2 separate regions of the Homo sapiens genome follow, and region 1 is linked to region 2. The links are chromatin loops, found by intact Hi-C in ENCODE. Cell type or tissue: heart right ventricle. All regions are shown on one strand.

The links. Hi-C counts contacts between places; a loop is a spot of excess contacts. Peaks named below come from ENCODE experiments on the same cell type or tissue, not always from the same donor. Only the 100,000 strongest peaks of a DNase experiment are listed, where the experiment ranks them.
Region 1: it touches region 2 in a loop (2.3-fold over the local background); 2 of 110 quality-filtered maps call a loop at or near these places.

What each region holds. Positions count from the first base shown.
Region 1 is chr13:31,997,825-32,005,824 of GRCh38, forward strand. No RefSeq gene overlaps it. Among named protein-coding and RNA genes, the nearest start is that of FRY-AS1, 30 kb to the right of the region's middle. In heart right ventricle, CTCF peaks have their summits at 3,631 (motif pointing right) and 3,837; DNase peaks (open chromatin) are centred at 586 and 3,827; H3K27ac peaks cover 3,073 bases.
Region 2 is chr13:31,843,541-31,851,540 of GRCh38, forward strand. It overlaps LOC124903150 (a long non-coding RNA gene), which reads right to left and starts at 5,196. Exons shown (of 3, transcript XR_007063747.1): 1 at 5,116-5,196. LOC124900336 (a long non-coding RNA gene) reads left to right here and starts at 3,665. Exons shown (of 2, transcript XR_007063748.1): 1 at 3,665-8,000. It also overlaps the pseudogene EEF1DP3. RefSeq lists a silencer at 2,912-3,431 and enhancers at 3,280-3,781, 3,782-4,281. In heart right ventricle, no CTCF peak of the experiment used is centred here; a DNase peak (open chromatin) is centred at 3,101; H3K4me3 peaks cover 4,629 bases; H3K27ac peaks cover 5,811 bases.

The sequences.
Region 1 (8,000 bases), 150 kb after region 2:
CAAGTAACACAGGCTAGCCTAGATTCAATAGGTAAATAAATAGATTCCTCCTCTTGACAAAAGGAGCTACTACGTCACATTGCAAAGGGACACACAAACAGGAACAAATTTGTGACCATTTGTGCTGCAGCCTACTACAACCATAATTGTCATTTCATAGAAAAAGATCATCTTACCATGGAAAGTTAGAAAAAAAGTTCTTCAAATGTAAAATATTTAGCTTTACATATATATATTTATATATAAATATAATATTTATATAAACTCACAGCATTTTCCTTATTTTATTTTATTTTTCTTAATACCCTGGACTGGTGAAAACTTTATTCTTAGCAGCACTGTTCCAGAGAATGGTGTTTGGAACTATGTTAAGAAATGGAATCTGGCAGCATTGCCTAGGATTAGAGAAAAGGGTGGGGAGACTGAAGGAGGGAAGCCAGATAAGAATGCAGATAAAGATAATGAGAGCAGGAAGTAGGTGAGTGGCCACTGGAATAACCAGAAAGGAGGGAAATGTGATAACTAGCTCAGAGTAGCCCTTTAGTACCAGGATAGGATGGGGTGTGTGCCTGTGTGTGTGTGCGTGCGCGTATGCGCGTGTGTTTGAAAGGATGGAGTCCTGATTCTGGGGCTTTCGTTTTCTATTATTGGTGACAAATCACCACTAATTTAGCCACTTAAAACAACATCCACTTGTTATCTCAGTTTTCTTTGGATCAGGAACCCAGGCATGGGTTAAAACTTGATCCTCTGCTCAAGGTCCCACAAGGCCAAAATGAAGGTTTTGATCCAGATGGGCTTTTACCTGGAGGCTACGGGGAAGAATCCATTTCCAGACTCTTTCAGGGTGTTGGAGGAATCCATATCCTTACAGTTGTGGGACTGAGGTCCCTCTTTCTTTGTTGGCTGTCAGCTTGTCTTAGTGTGCTCAAGTGCCATAACAAAATACCACAGGCTGGTTTAAACAACAGGCATTTATTTTTTCACAGTTCTGGAGACTGGAAGTCTATGATCAAGGTGCCTGCATGGTCACATTATCATGAGGATGCTCTTCTGGCTTATAGATGCCTTCTGGCTGTGTCCTCACATTGGAGGGGTTGGGGGAGCAAGAGAGCTGTCTGGTATCTCTTCTAAGGGAACTAATCCCACCAAACCAGTATCCCAAACTCATGACCTCATCCTACCCTAATTGCCTCCCAAAGGCTCCATCTGACAATATCATCACATTGGAGGTTAGGGTTTCAACATATAAATTAGGAGAGGAGGGACACAAATATTCAGTCATAGGACAGCTCCTGGGGCTGCCTGCCTTTCTTCCATGTGGCCCCTCCACCTTTAAGCCAGCAGTGACCCTAATGCTTCAGGTCCCTCTGTTTCCTTCTTCTGCCACCAACCAGAGAAAGCTCTCTACCTTTAAGGGCTTATGTGATTAGATGACACCCACCTGGACACTCTCCGTATTTTAAGATCATTTCTGCTGTCTAAAATGATCCTGGGATGATATTTCATCATATTCCAGGGATTAGAGCAGGACATGTTTGGGGAGCAGCTTTATAATTTCTGCCTACTGCATCATTTCTTATCAAGAGAAAGTCCCTCTCCCTCTCCCTCTCCCCCTCCCCCTCCCCCTCCTCCTCCCCCTCCCCCTCTCCCGTCTCCCTCTCCCTCTCCAGTCTCCCTCTCCCCAGTCTCCCTCTGATGCCGAGCCGAAGCTGGACTGTACTGCTGCCATCTCGGCTCACTGCAACCTCCCTGCCTGATTCTCCTGCCTCAGCCTGCTGAGTGCCTGCGATTACAGGCGCGTGCCGCCACGCCTGACTGGTTTTCGTATTTTTTTGGTGGAGATGGGGTTTCGCTGTGTTGGCCGGGCTGGTCTCCAGCTCCTAACCACAAGTGATCCGCCAGCCTCGGCCTCCCGAGGTGCTGGGATTGCAGACGGAGTCTGGTTCACTCAGTGCTCAATGGTGCCCAGGCTGGAGTGCAGTGGCGTGATCTCGGCTCGCTACAACCTCCACCTCCCAGCCGCCTGCCTCGGCCTCCCAAAGTGCCGAGATTGCAGCCTCTGCCCAGCCGCCACCCCGTCTGGGAAGTGAGGAGCATCTCTGCACGGCCGCCATCCCATCTAGGAAGTGAGGAGCGCCTCTTCCCGGCCGCCATCACATCTAGGAAGTGAGGAGCGTCTCTGCCCGGCCGCCCATCATCGTCTGAGATGTGGGGAGCGCCTCTGCCCCGCCGCCCCGTCTGGGATGTGAGGAGCGCCTCTGCCCGGCCTCGACCCCATCTGGGAGGTGAAGAGCGTCTCTGCCCGGCCGCCCCGTCTGAGAAGTGAGGAGACCCTCTGCCTGGCAACCGCCCCGTCTGAGAAGTGAGGAGCCCCTCCGCCCGGCAGCCACCCCGTTCGGGAGGGAGGTGGGGGGGTCAGCCCCCCGCCCGGCCAGCCGCCCCATCCGGGAGGCGAGGGGCGCCTCTGCCCGGCCGCCCCTACTGGGAAGTGAGGAGCCTCTCCGCCCGGCAGCCACCCCGTCTGGGAAGTGAGGAGCGTCTCCGCCCAGCAGCCACCCCGTCCGGGAGGGAGGTGGGGGGGTCAGCCCCCCGCCCGGCCAGCCGCCCGGTCCGGGAGGGAGGTGGGGGGGTCAGCCCCCCGCCCGGCCAGCCGCCCGGTCCGGGAGGGAGGTGGGGGGGTCAGCCTCCCGCCCGGCCAGCCGCCCCGTCCGGGAGGTGAGGGGCGCCTCTGCCCGGCCACCCCTTCTGGGAAGTGAGGAGCCCCTCTGCCCGGCCACCACCCCGTCTGGGAGGTGTACCCAACAGCTCATTGAGAACGGGCCAGGATGGCAATGGCGGTTTTGTGGAATAGAAAGGGGGGAAAGGTGGGGAAAAGATTGAGAAATCGGATGGTTGCCCTGTCTGTGTAGAAAGAAGTAGACATGGGAAACTTTTCGTTTTGTTCTGTACTAAGAAAAATTCTTCTGCCTTGGGATCCTGTTGATCTGTGGCCTTACCCCCAACCCTGTGCTCTCTGAAACATGTGCTGTGTCCACTCAGGGTTAAACGGATTAAGGGCGGTGCAAGATGTGCTTTGTTAAACAGATGCTTGAAGGCAGCATGCTCGTTAAGAGTCATCACCACTCCCTAATCTCAAGTACCCAGGGACACAAACACTGCGGAAGGCCGCAGGGTCCTCTGCCTAGGAAAACCAGAGACCTTTGTTCACTTGTTAATCTGCTGACCTTCCCTCCACTATTGTCCTATGACCCTGCCAAATCCCCCTCTGCGAGAAACACCCAAGAATGATCAATAAAAAAAAAAAAAAAAGAAGAGACAGGGTCTCAAAAAAAAAAAAGAGAGAAAGTGAAAGAATCAAGGAGATTTTTTCATAATATGTTATTACACAATATTACACAATAATGTTATTGTGTAATAACTGTCACCTCTTAGGATTATTGTTAGATGCCTAGAATATCATGTATAAGAAAATGCATTGCAAATATAAAGCCCTTTAGGGATCATATCTCTTATAGACAGAGTGAAGGGCTGGAATGAGCACAGATTCATAGAACTGGAGTTTGAAATTCACCTCCACCACTGGTCAGTGACCTCAAACATCCTCTCCTTTGGGGAGTTTTATTAATTGCTACCACTAGGTGTCACCTACCCAGCTGGAGAGAAAATAAAGCTCCCTGAGGCTGGGAGCTGCTTGGGACTTGAGACCTGTGCATTGTACAACCCCTGGGAGATTTGCAAGCCTGGAGCAATCTGGAGGAATTCAACTCTTCCAAAAGAGTGAGCAACCGATTAGCTTTGGAAGGGGCTTATCATCAGTGTAGGCAGGTGGTGGTGACAGGGGCCTGTGATGGTTTTGTCACCTCCCATGGCCTGGTTGTTCTGGCTGGGAAGTGAAGTGCTTGCTTGCCCTGCCAGCCTCAGCAGTGTATTTTGGTGCCCTCGAGAACTGGGGTGGATGGCATGAGCCAAAGAGAAAACCAAAATGCTGACATTGACATCACAGCCACTTTTAGGGTCCAAGGGGTAGTGGTGGAATTCTTTGTTGCCAAGGATTCTGTGAGGCTTGGCTCTCAGGACCTGGACCATGGCTAGTGTTCCTCACTGGGGCAAACACATGAACTCTAGATACAGTCATGAACTTGGCATGAGGGGGAAGAGCCACTGCAGGAGGTTTGAGTGCAGAACTACCGCTGGTGCTACTAGAATATAAATGACTTGCAAAAGACAACCCTTGCCATAGAGAGCTCTCCTGCAGGATGTAGGACACAGACTTAAAAGAGACAACTCTAAATTTATGCTTATTATCTGTGGTGGTGAAGTGAGCTCCAATGTGAGGGAATACATGTTCATGTGTGCTTTTTTTTTTTTCTTTTTTGAGACAGAGTCTTACTCTGTCGCCCAGGCTGGAGTGCAATGGTGCAATCTCGGCTCACTGCAACCTCCGCCTCCCAGGTTCAAGTGATTCTCATGCCTCAGCCTCCTAAGTAGCTGGGATTACAGGCGCCCACCACCACACCTGGCTCATTTTTGTATTTTTAGTAGAGATGGGGTTTCACCATGTTGGTCAGGCTGGTCTTGAACTCCTGACCTCAAGTGATCTGCCCACCTCGATTTCCCAAAGTGCTGGGATTACAGGTGTGAGCCACTGGGCCCGGCCACATGTGTACTTTTTTAGCACTAGACTCTAATTACCTAAATTCTGTAGAAGTAACTGCCAATAGCCTTATAACCAATGCCACTGAAGAAAATATGGACTACACAAGTTTAAAAGTTTATTTTTATTTAAACTTTTTTAAACTTTAAAAGTTTATTTTTTAACTCATATAATCTCTATACAGAAATCACCAAAGTTTCAACAACGTAATGTTAGATGGGATGTTTCAGATTTTTTTTAAGAACACACAAAAAATGCAAAAGGTAAATTATAAGTGAAATGATTTTTTTTAACCACGGTTTATGAGAAAGTTGGTCTTGAGAGTTATTCTCAGAAGCTGGGATCTCAAAAAGGGCATTAGAATATGAAGAAATAGCAGAAAATTTTTTTTGTTTGTTTAAATCTGCCCAAGTATCTAATGCATTCACTAAATCAATGTGTCAAGGGCTGAGGAAGATGTCCGTTGCAGGCATGCCTCAGTGATGCAAGAGAAGCCAGGATCTGTGACTACCCCTCAGACCCCAGGCCTTTCTCTCTGCTGGCTTGCTCTATGGTAGAGACTTGTTCCTTGAGCAAACACTGATTTCCCTTTGCCAGTAACTCTCGGCCTGTGTCCAGAACGTAAATGCATAAAGTAGTGTAAAACCCCATCATCTGTGCATGCACCTGTCCCTTCTTAATCTAATTTATAATCAGACCATTTCCCCAGAAATCCTTGTTTCTGCTCAGCCATGACAGGCCTGAGTCATTTTATTTTTTATATTAGAAATAAATTTGGTAATGAAAGAGCTTTCTGGTACTTGCAAAGGTATAACAGTAATCTTTGGCATTTTTGAGTTTTTACTGTGTGCTTTATAACCACGACATTGACCCACTGACATAGATATTATTGCTATACCCCACTTTATAGAAAGGTGAGCCCCTGGAAAGCAGTATGGCAATCCTCAAAGAGCTAAAAGCAGAACTACCATTCAACCCAACAATCCCATGACTGGGTATATACCCAGAGGAATATAAATCATTCTGCCATAAGGACACATGCACACGCATGTTCACTGCAGCACTATTCACATAGCAAAGACATGGAATCAACCTAAATGCCCATCAATGACAGATGGGATAAAGAGAATGATAAAGATGAAAAGACAAGAAAATGATGAAGATAAAAGAAAATGCATAGTATTTCATATACTCCATGGAATACTGTGCAGCCATAAAAAAACTGAGATCATGTCTTTCATGGGAACATGGATGGAGCTGGAGGCTCTTATTCTCAGCAAACTAACGCAGGAACAGAAAACCAAATACTGTATTTTCTTACTTATAAGCAGGAGCTAATGATGAGAATTTATGAACACAAAGAAGGAAACTACAGACACTGGTGTCTACTTGACGGCAGAGGGTGGGAGGAGGGAGAGGAGCAGAAAATATAACTACTGGGTACTGGGCTTAATTCCTGGGTGATGAAATAATCCGTACAACAAACCCTCGTGACATGAGTTTACCTGTATAACAAACCTCCACGTGTACCCCCGAACCTAAAATAAAAGTAAAAAAAAGAGAAAGTTGAGGCTCAGAGGGTGCAGTAACCTTCCCAGTCACATGGCAAGGCTGTAGCCTAGCAGGATTCCCACCTGGGGTCCAGGCTCCAGGCCCTGTACTCTGGTGCCTCTCACTACTATACCTCTCAGGAAGCGTGTGCTCACCTGAGTTTGTGCCTGGAGCCCCCATGTGCCTTTGACGGTATGATGGGAGCATGTCACAGGCTAGCACTCTGAAAGGGTAGTCATTGGCCCTTCACTTGTACGAGATGAACCTTCACCTTGATATCTGCCTTCTCCTGCCCATTTCGGTGGCAGAACTGGTTTTTCAAAGCCTCAGTTTCTTAATTGGTGGAATGGGTCCAATTTTTTCGCTGCTTAGAACTCCAGTGGGGTATTATGAATCTTAAATGAGACAATATATAGTCATGTGCTTGTTAAACTATAATGCAATACCTCATACCAGATGTTATTGTCAGTGTAATTATACCTTATAATTCCACTTTAATAAAAAATGAGACCTAAATTATATTTTTCCTTGAAATTACATTGTCCTGTTCTGAAAAAGAATTACTTTTCTTTCCTTGCCATGGTTGGGGCTTTCAAAAAAAGAATTACTTTTAGATTCTTTTAAAAATATCTAGATTCTATTTTGCTTCCTGACAGATATTTTCCCAGTTTTGTGTTTCCTGTGGAGGAGGGGGAAAGTACACCGTTAAAAACAATCCTAGAGAGCTTTCTTGCTTGGCACTAAGATAGAATTTAGTTGGGAATCTCTACTAGGGCTGCGCTGACATCCTTATTCAGCCTAGTATATGGGAACGTTTTGAGATAAATTCTTGATCATGTAAAAGAGATTATTTTAAGAGCAGAAGTCAGGAGGAAACATGCTTCCTGGCTTTTATGATTACCTTATCTGGGCATAATAATAAGCTCTCCCTTGTAGGCCACTTTTTCTTCCAGAATGTTCAAGAATGTAGGTTACATGGTTCAGTTATAATAACACTTTAAGAACACAGTAAATCAAATTGCATTGCCTAAAAGTCCGTGAGTGTCATGGCAGGTCCAGGACAGAGTGGCCTAGTTGCATAGATTGAGGTTGCTGAGTGGCTCCACTCAGCAGCAGCAAGAAGAATCCAGTGTCACTTCAGGCCAGGATGCTCCCACTCCTGAAGCAACCCAAACCTATGCAGTAAAGAGATAAAAAATGACAACCAAAGGATGGATCACCTCTCTAACTCAGTCACATCTTTTTTTCCCCGAGGAAGGAATCAAAATTGTATTAGTCTCTTAAGAAACAGACATGTTATATTCTACAAATAGGGTTAATATTGTGTACAAAATAATATTTGTGAACAAAAGTCTTTTAGCTGGTGATACACCAAAAGAACCATTTTTGTGGGTTAGTGTTTTCCTTCCCAATAAAATAATTTTTTGAGCTGTAGTTTTTGTTCAGATTATTAATTTGTCAGATTTTATAGCCTAGCCAGTGTGTTTTTATTTAGTCTTACTAAAGTGCCATGAGTTTCAATGTGGCTCAATTCTTGCTTAAACTTCCCTATGCTAACATCATATATTGATCCTGAAGTCCAAGGTGATGTACCTCAAAATAACAAATGTGCAGAGCCTTTATTTAAAACAAACAGTTTCCCTTTCAAATGCTTGGGATTTTTATGTATTCTTATTGTAAAATTGTTTTAAAATAGAATTGTGGAAGCACCCAAAATGAATCAACATTATAGTTATTTACTGAGTATATATTAATATGATTTTAATTTTGATATTGATATGATGAATCAATT
Region 2 (8,000 bases):
CAGACCGTTGAATATCACAGTTCCCTTCAGTTTTCAGTTCATCATGAATAGTTCTTTTCTTGTTTCATGATCAGTATACCATTAAGTGGCATGTGTTCACTGCGAAGCTGACACATCCACTCTTTCAATACATGATCAAAATCTGCATTTTTAGCTTTATGCAATGTTTTCCCATGTTTCATTAACTTCTATTCATCACTTGCAGCATAGAACCTCAACAGTGTATCCTTCTGATTCTTCAGGTCATATATGATGGTCATTCCTACCCCATTCTCTTCTGTAAGATGTTTCACACACCCTGTCCAGTTTCTCCAACAACTAATATTTCTGTGCTATAGATTAACATAAATGCTTCCTCTATTTCTTATCATTGTTACCCATGGGGTATCTCCAGGCCCTTTTGACATTTTAAATAATATTTTTATACCATGGAGCAGAAAATAAGCAAACAAACAAACAAAAAAACACAGTGAGCAATGCACTTGACCCAATGTGGGGCATCGTGGGGAACCTGCCATTGGAGAGTCCAGCCTGCACATGTGCCATTTTATTATCCTATGTGGGTGTGCCTGCATAGGGAAATCTGCATGTGCATGAAAAAAAATATCACAGCTGATGCAGGGGTCTTCTTTCCCTTGGGGACACTAAGTAAACTGTGTGTTGTATACCTGTGTCTTGACTGTGACCCATCACATAGGGTCAGGAATGGAATCTTCACTTATGCCATCAGGTCAGTGCTCAAAAACATTCAGATTTTGGAGCATCTCAGATTTTGGATTTTTTGATTAGGAATGCTCACCTGTACCTGTGTTCAAAAGGTGTTTATAATCCCATGAGGGATGGAAGGATGAATGGATGTAAAGGAAGGTGCCCTCAGTATGCTGACATTTGTATACTGACAATAGAAGTAGGTAGCCTCCTGTTTTTACATTGTAGAGTCACTTTTTATGAAACCTGGAATCCAGGGCTTTGTTGAACAGACTCAATTGAAGAGCTAAGACTTGTAGCTAAGTTTTTTTCCCTAGGGCTTGTAATGTTTCTAGCTCCCAATCAAAACACAGAAAGACTCCAAGTGAAAAAACAGGTTTCACTTGCTACTGCTTAGAGAGCTTTTTTAGCTCAAGAGTTCTTTGCACTTATAAGGAAGCTTTACAACTCAAAAGGTTGACAATATTGAGAATATAGGATCCAAGGTCAGTAGATGGAGTTTCATCCAACCTCCGTCTCTTAGAAGACATACAGCCTTGAGCACAACCCCTTCACCTCTCTGAGCTTCAAAGGAGGCAATGCACAAAAACCGTTTATACATACCACAAAGGTAGAAACAAAAGTCAGTTGGTGTTACCATTGTTTGCTTATATGATGATGACTGAGACCATTAACCAAAATCACACACTACACCAGGGATAGAAATGACCCAGAAGGAATAGAAAATTTACTTCCTAATTAGCCTGTGCCTCTTTAACTGAGCTCTAGTCCACAGTTCTACTCTGTCCTGTAACTGTCCAGCTTCACTTCCTGTCACACCTCTCACACTCAGCCACTTTGGCCACTGCTGAAACATTACACATCCTTCAGCCCCTTTATGATTGTCTTAGCACCTTAAACCTGCACTTCGTTTACCTCCCTAGAGTGACACCTTATTATATTATAAACTGTCCCCTCAATAGACTGGGAACTCCTTGATGACAGAGATCATGCATTATTTATCTTTGTACCCATGTCAGAGTAATTTGATAAACATGGATGTGGATTGTTGAATGAATGGATGGATGCTAGTACATAAGTCAGAATTTCTGCCCACAAAGAAAGAATTGTGACATACTCCAAATATGTGTTTATGTGGATTTCCCCACAGCACCATCACTCTGGATACTTTTTTTTTTGAAACAGTGTCTCTCTCTGTCACCCAGGCTGCAGTGCAGTGGCACCATCATAGCTCACTGCAGCCTCAGCCACCCGGGCTCAAGTGTTAATACAGTTATATTTTATTTTATTGTCACGATGGAGTCTTGCTCTGTCACCCAGGCTGGAGTGCAGTGGCACAATCTCGGCTCACTGCAACCATCGCCTTCTGGGTTCAAGCAATTCTCCTGCCTCAGCCACACGACTAGCTGGAATTACAGGCACGCACCACCATGCCCGGCTAATTTTTGTATTTTTAGTAGAGACGGGGTTTCAGCATGTTGGCCAGGCTGGTCTCGAACTCCTGACCTCGTGATCCACTTGCCTCTGCCTCCCAAAGTGCTGGGATTACAGGCGTGAGCCCCGTGCCCGGCCAATACATTTTTAAACATCAGAATTATTGAGATACTGTTCACATTCCATAAAGTTCAGCCCTTTAAAATGTACAATTCAGTGGTTTTTAGAATATTCAGAGCTGTGCATCCATTCCCACTATCAAATTGCAGAACATTCTCATCACCCTAAGAGAGTCCCATCCATTAGCAATCACTCCCCAGCCCTCCCACCCCAACAACCACTAATCTACTTTCTATCTCTATATTTTTAATTGATTGTTTGCTATACAGTATACATAGCATTACATATGAGAATGCAACTCTTCTCTGGACAGAAAAGAAATAAACGCTGAGGCAGCTTTGATTTAGCATTGAAATACAGAATCAATCTGTAACCAGCTCTATGACCTTGGACAAGTTGTTTAACTGGATTTAGTTTCTTCATAAGATAAAGAAGTCTAGAGGTGTGTAAGGACACCTTCAGGTTAAAAAACAAGCAAAAACAAAAAAGCCTTGGTGACAATTCCAGTGCTTCACCCTAGACAGCCTTTCCTGGGCTTCCGTGAGAAACGAATTTATACAAATAAGATTTCACACCACAGCTGCCGCGGCCACTGCCCTCCCCGCGCAGAGCTCTAGAGATGTTTTCTCTTTTTCTTTTCTTTCTGGCCGTCTATTTATCTCTGGGCTGGCAAGGAGAGGGAGAACTGCAGCGCCCAGGAGCGGAGGCCGAGCGCGCCGGTGCCCGCAGGAAGCCTCGCCCAGCGCGGACCGCACCCTCCCGCGACGCCCCTGGAGAAGCCGCCAGTCTCTGGGCCGCCAGCAGCGCGCGCCCCCGGCGTGGGAGGAGCGCGGCGAGCAGGGGCGGGGCCAGTGACTCCCGCAGCCAATCGGGGTGGCGGCGCGTCCTTGGAGGGTCCGCAGCTCGCCCGGCGCGCACGGGGCGGGGCTCCGCTTGACCGTGGCGGTCGCCGGGCAGCAGAGCCCGGGCGCAGCGAGCGCAGCGCAGCGCAGGGAGCGCAGGCGGTGGCGGCACCAGGTTCCCGGGGCTCCAGCGCTCGGCGCAGCGAAGTAGCCTCCGGCGGTGGCAACTACGGCGGCGGCGCCGGGGCGATGCTGTGGGTCTCGTTGGGCGCCGGTGTCCTGGCCTCTTCCTCAGGTACCCAGCCCCGCTTGCCCCTCGCCCCGGGGAACCGCAGCGCCCGGGAGGTAGCTTTGTGAGGCTGTGGGCTCGCTGCCGGGGAGTGGGTGGGTGGGGCCGGGCGGGGCTGTGCGGTCTGGGCCGCCTTCCCTCGGAGGAAGAGGGTGGGGACCGAGGGAAGCGGGCGGGGGTGGGAGCGCTGTCTCCGGGCCGCCGCTGATGGCATCCCAGGGCTCCGTCCTCCTCCTGCCTCCATGTGGGTTGAAAGAGGTTTTGTTCCAGGAGAAAGTTTGATGCCTAGACTTGAGGAGCCAAATTCGGGGGTCCCTGAGGTCCGCGCCTTTAAAGAGGCAGCCCGCCCTGCCGTGTGAGCCCGTGCCCTGCGTGTGGGCACGTGGGAACCCGTACCTGAGCAGCATTCCTGACACGGGACCTTCCTTGAGAAAATTCCCCTGTGGAAGAATCCCCCTTGGGGAGGGGGCTTTGTGGAGATGGCACCCAGAGCCCGCCCAGTGTGGGTTTTGCTTGAAAACAGTGCAGCAGGTAGTCAATGCCCCCTTGTTATCTTCCCGTAGAATGGACTCGACCAAGATCTATGATCTAAGAGCTTCAAAAATTAAATCTACCTTGCCATCTAATTAAACATCCCCAAACACTAGTGTGTTCAAGGTGCCAATAATTACTCTGTCGATTCTTTAATATTTTCTTATTGCCCATACTTTCAGTTGGCTTTTGCAGTTTTGGAAAGGGTGCTGTGGAGCATACCAAAGTGGGTAGAAGTTATGGCTCACCTCTCAGGGTGATAGCCCAGTGCAAAAAAATACAGAACACATGCCTGTCCACTCGAAGATAGGAGAAGGTTTCAGCCTTCAAAGCAAGATAGATTAGGTGGGGGTTATTTGCTTTACAAAACTTCCTCCAGTGCAGAGAAGTGATGCTTAGAGTTAAAACTGAGTTTTACACAAGTTTGTAGGAACACATCTATCATAAAGCGGCTCAGGGTAGAGGTAGTGACAGGTAGAGGTAGATATCGCATAGTCTTGCCATTAAGCAAATCTAAAAAAATGCATGTTAAATTCTGCATCATTCTCACTGATCACACGTGGATGCTCACATTTACATTTTTCCTTTCTTATCAAGATGTATTCCTACCATAAGACAACTTCATAATTCCCTCAAAACGCCTTAGCCAAGGCCATTTTGTGGTCCATATAATTTACCCCATGCTAAAAAACGTATCTGTAAAAACATTTACATTTAAGGGAATTTCCCTAGTGGTGACACAGTAGTGTCCATACATTGAGCACATTTTATTCACCAGACACATTACTAGGTGTGGACGTATATTAATACTTTAATTCTTGCAATCACTCTAAGGAGGTATTATTATTAGTTTCCCTGTTTTTGAATTTAAAGAGTTCAGGTAATTTTGCCAAGATTATTGGGCAAGTAAGTGATAGAGGCAGGATTTGAACCTGGATCTGTTTGACTCCCTGCCCATGCTCTATACTGTCTCCCAGTTCTTCTTGAGAGTTGCCCTTATTGTAATGCAGTGGCAACATATGCTATCTCTACTGGCCTGGTGCATCAGACCCCTTTACAGAGTGTTTTCTCCCACTGGGAACCCCCACTGTGTACATGTATACTGAAAGGCAACACTGGCGGTCTCCAGACTCTCCCCATCCCATCCCCAGCCTATAAATCAGATGGAAATATCCAAACATGTAAACCCACCTCATTCTTTCAGATAAGTCGGCCCCAGAAGACAGGTAACCAAGTGTTTCCCGTACTGGCACTTAAAGAGCAGTCTCTATCTTCTCAACCATCCAAGTCTATTTTAGCTCTGCATATGGAAGTACACTCCATCAGTTGGCAACAACACATCCCCTGCAGCGTTCACACTGGCACACTCGTTCTCTTGTACCAACTGTCAGAGAATTTCTGACCCGGGCCAGGCTACCTAAAAGGAAAGACTGAAATGAAGTCGCTGGGGAAAATAGTATTAGTTCCAGGGAATCCCTGAATTCTCCATGCAGGGCCCTAGGAACAGAAAGCAGGCCTTCTGCATAGTGGGAAATACCACGTATAAGGTGCAGTCTATTTTCAACACTATTGAAATACGTGTTCACCATATAAAACTACACCTGTTGTCTTGGTGATGGATGTAGCCACACGCCTATTCCTAATTTGATACTCACTTCTATGTTAAAGTAGTTGTTGCTTGGCTGAATGGTATCAAAAACTGATGTCACAATTGTGACAGTTTTGAAGCTGTGCCTAAAAAATTATTATAATCTACATCCATTGTTTTATAATTTCTCTTCCCTAGAGTTGTGTGTGTGTGTACGTGTGTGTGTTCTCTTCCTTGGTATGATTTTTAACTGTCTCTGCTTCTAAAATAATTTGCAGTAGTAAGCTTTAAAAAAAGTTCATTTTTGAGCTGTGACCATATGCTGCCTGGAAACGTATCCTTATAGTTGGCATTTTACTCATGTTACTCTCGTGCTAAGAATCTCAAAGTCCCATATGCATGCTTTGAGATTTCAAATGGACCCTCCTGTCTAAGTATTTCACTCCATTCTTGGTAGCAGTAGTAAGGTTTGAGTTTCGAATACAGATCCAGCACCTCACTTCTAATATCTCTAAACTGCCAAAAATCAAAGTAGCACCAACTAAAGTTGGGAAAGAACATGAGGCTTTCTTATCACACTCTTACGTCAGAATAGAAGGTGTTCCCAAAACATTGTTAGAAATAAGAGTGAATAGACTTTTTTAAGTGGCTAGTGATCTGCAAAACTATGCCAAATTATTGAAATTGTAGTTTTTCTAAAGTTGTGCATTTGCAATATCTTATTAACTTAAAACTGTCCAGAATCAACAAACTTCCACTCTGTATGCTGTTCTCTTTCTAAAACTTCTTATTAACTAGCAATCCATCTTTATTTCTATATTTCATCAAATTAAAAATGCCATCAGTTGTAAGACATAGCATTATTTTTTCTGCTGTACACAAAGAGAAAATATTGCCAATTTTATTATGACACTCCACTTTAAGGATATTCTTCCATGATAAGGCATGAATAGGTCACACTAGTCTCGTTGCTTTCAAGTTTCCGTCATCTCTTCCTTGGGTTTCGGTACATTTTCCTGTCAGTGTTATTGGTAGCATTGCTTGGGGTGTGACGGTTCACTTGCATGAATCTCAGTAACAAACTGTAACATAGCTTCTTTAACTTTTGTGTTTCTTTATTCAGTCTGGTAAAGCATTTGGATCTTGCTTTGTAAAATGATATGGAAATGCCAAACAAAGACAAATGTTTCCTCTAGTAATAGAACGTTTATGTCACACTGCTGTTTTGGTGCCTTCATGCATACACAGTAATGTCTCCTTGCAGTGCCAAATGATAGTGTAATCTTTTTGAAAACCATTTCAGTGGCAATTAAACAGAACACGTGCAGTGCCAACAATGCCCATAACTCAGTAGAAGTGAAAACAAAATGAATAGCTGTGACCAAGTTTATGCACGTGCAGGGACATGACAGTTGTGCTGTGAGTACTGCCAAGTTGTCAGTTATTTTAATATACCATAAATGTTAAGACATATCTTGATTTCAGGGATGTTAAAATGTGAAAAAGTAATCTTATCAATGAAATATGGTAATCTGTGTTCACTTAGTTTCATGATCCCTAACCTGATTACATTTTTTATGTATTCATTCATCCATACAGTCATTCATGGTGTTAGACTTCAAGCTGCAGGAGGGCAAGGACTTTTTCTATCTTTTGTTCTCTACTATATACCAATTGCTTAGGACAGTCTGTTTTACATAGTAAACCTGCTCAATAAAATAGTTAGTAGAATTAGTGAGTAAATATCCTCCATGGAAGCCGTGGAGACACATTGAGAAGCTCGCTACCCTCCTGTTGGTTAGAATACATATTCTTAAAATTATGACACTGACAGGAATGCCAAACCTGAAAAAGGCGAAGCAGTCCTTGATTTAATTTACAGGGTCCTATTCCAAATATGCCATTACAAAGCTAGTTTAGGATAGAAGAAATTCCATTATATCTTTTATTCATCTTGATCACTGAAGGATTACGTAACAACTTACATCTTGGTTCTGTTGTATGGTCTAAAATCAATTTCTTGAACTCTATACTTAGTCCAATTTTACATACTTGTCCTATTGTACATTTAACATCTACCAGAATTAACAGAGAAGTGTCTGTAGGCCTTTCTGAAGCAGAAACTCAGTGCTTGTGACCTTGCTTGGAAATACATCCCCAAGAATATATATATCTACTTAGGTACATTGCCCTAGAGTCCATTTTTTAACCCCCAAAATGGCCGTCTTTACATTTTGACATGTTATGAAGGAAAAGAGAAAGAAACCTTGCTGGGCAACACAGATCTCCATCTGCCAGTGCCTCTGCTTCCTCACTGCTGCCGCCTGCTCAGGCAGAGCGCACTTTTAGACCAAGGACAGGATGCTAGATGAAGATGCCAGCAGAAGGAATGGCACAGAAACTAGCTTAGCACCCTCTCTGAAGCAGTCCCAGGATCTAAAGCCAATTAGCATAGCCCAAATAACCCCACACTCAGTGTAAGAGCTAG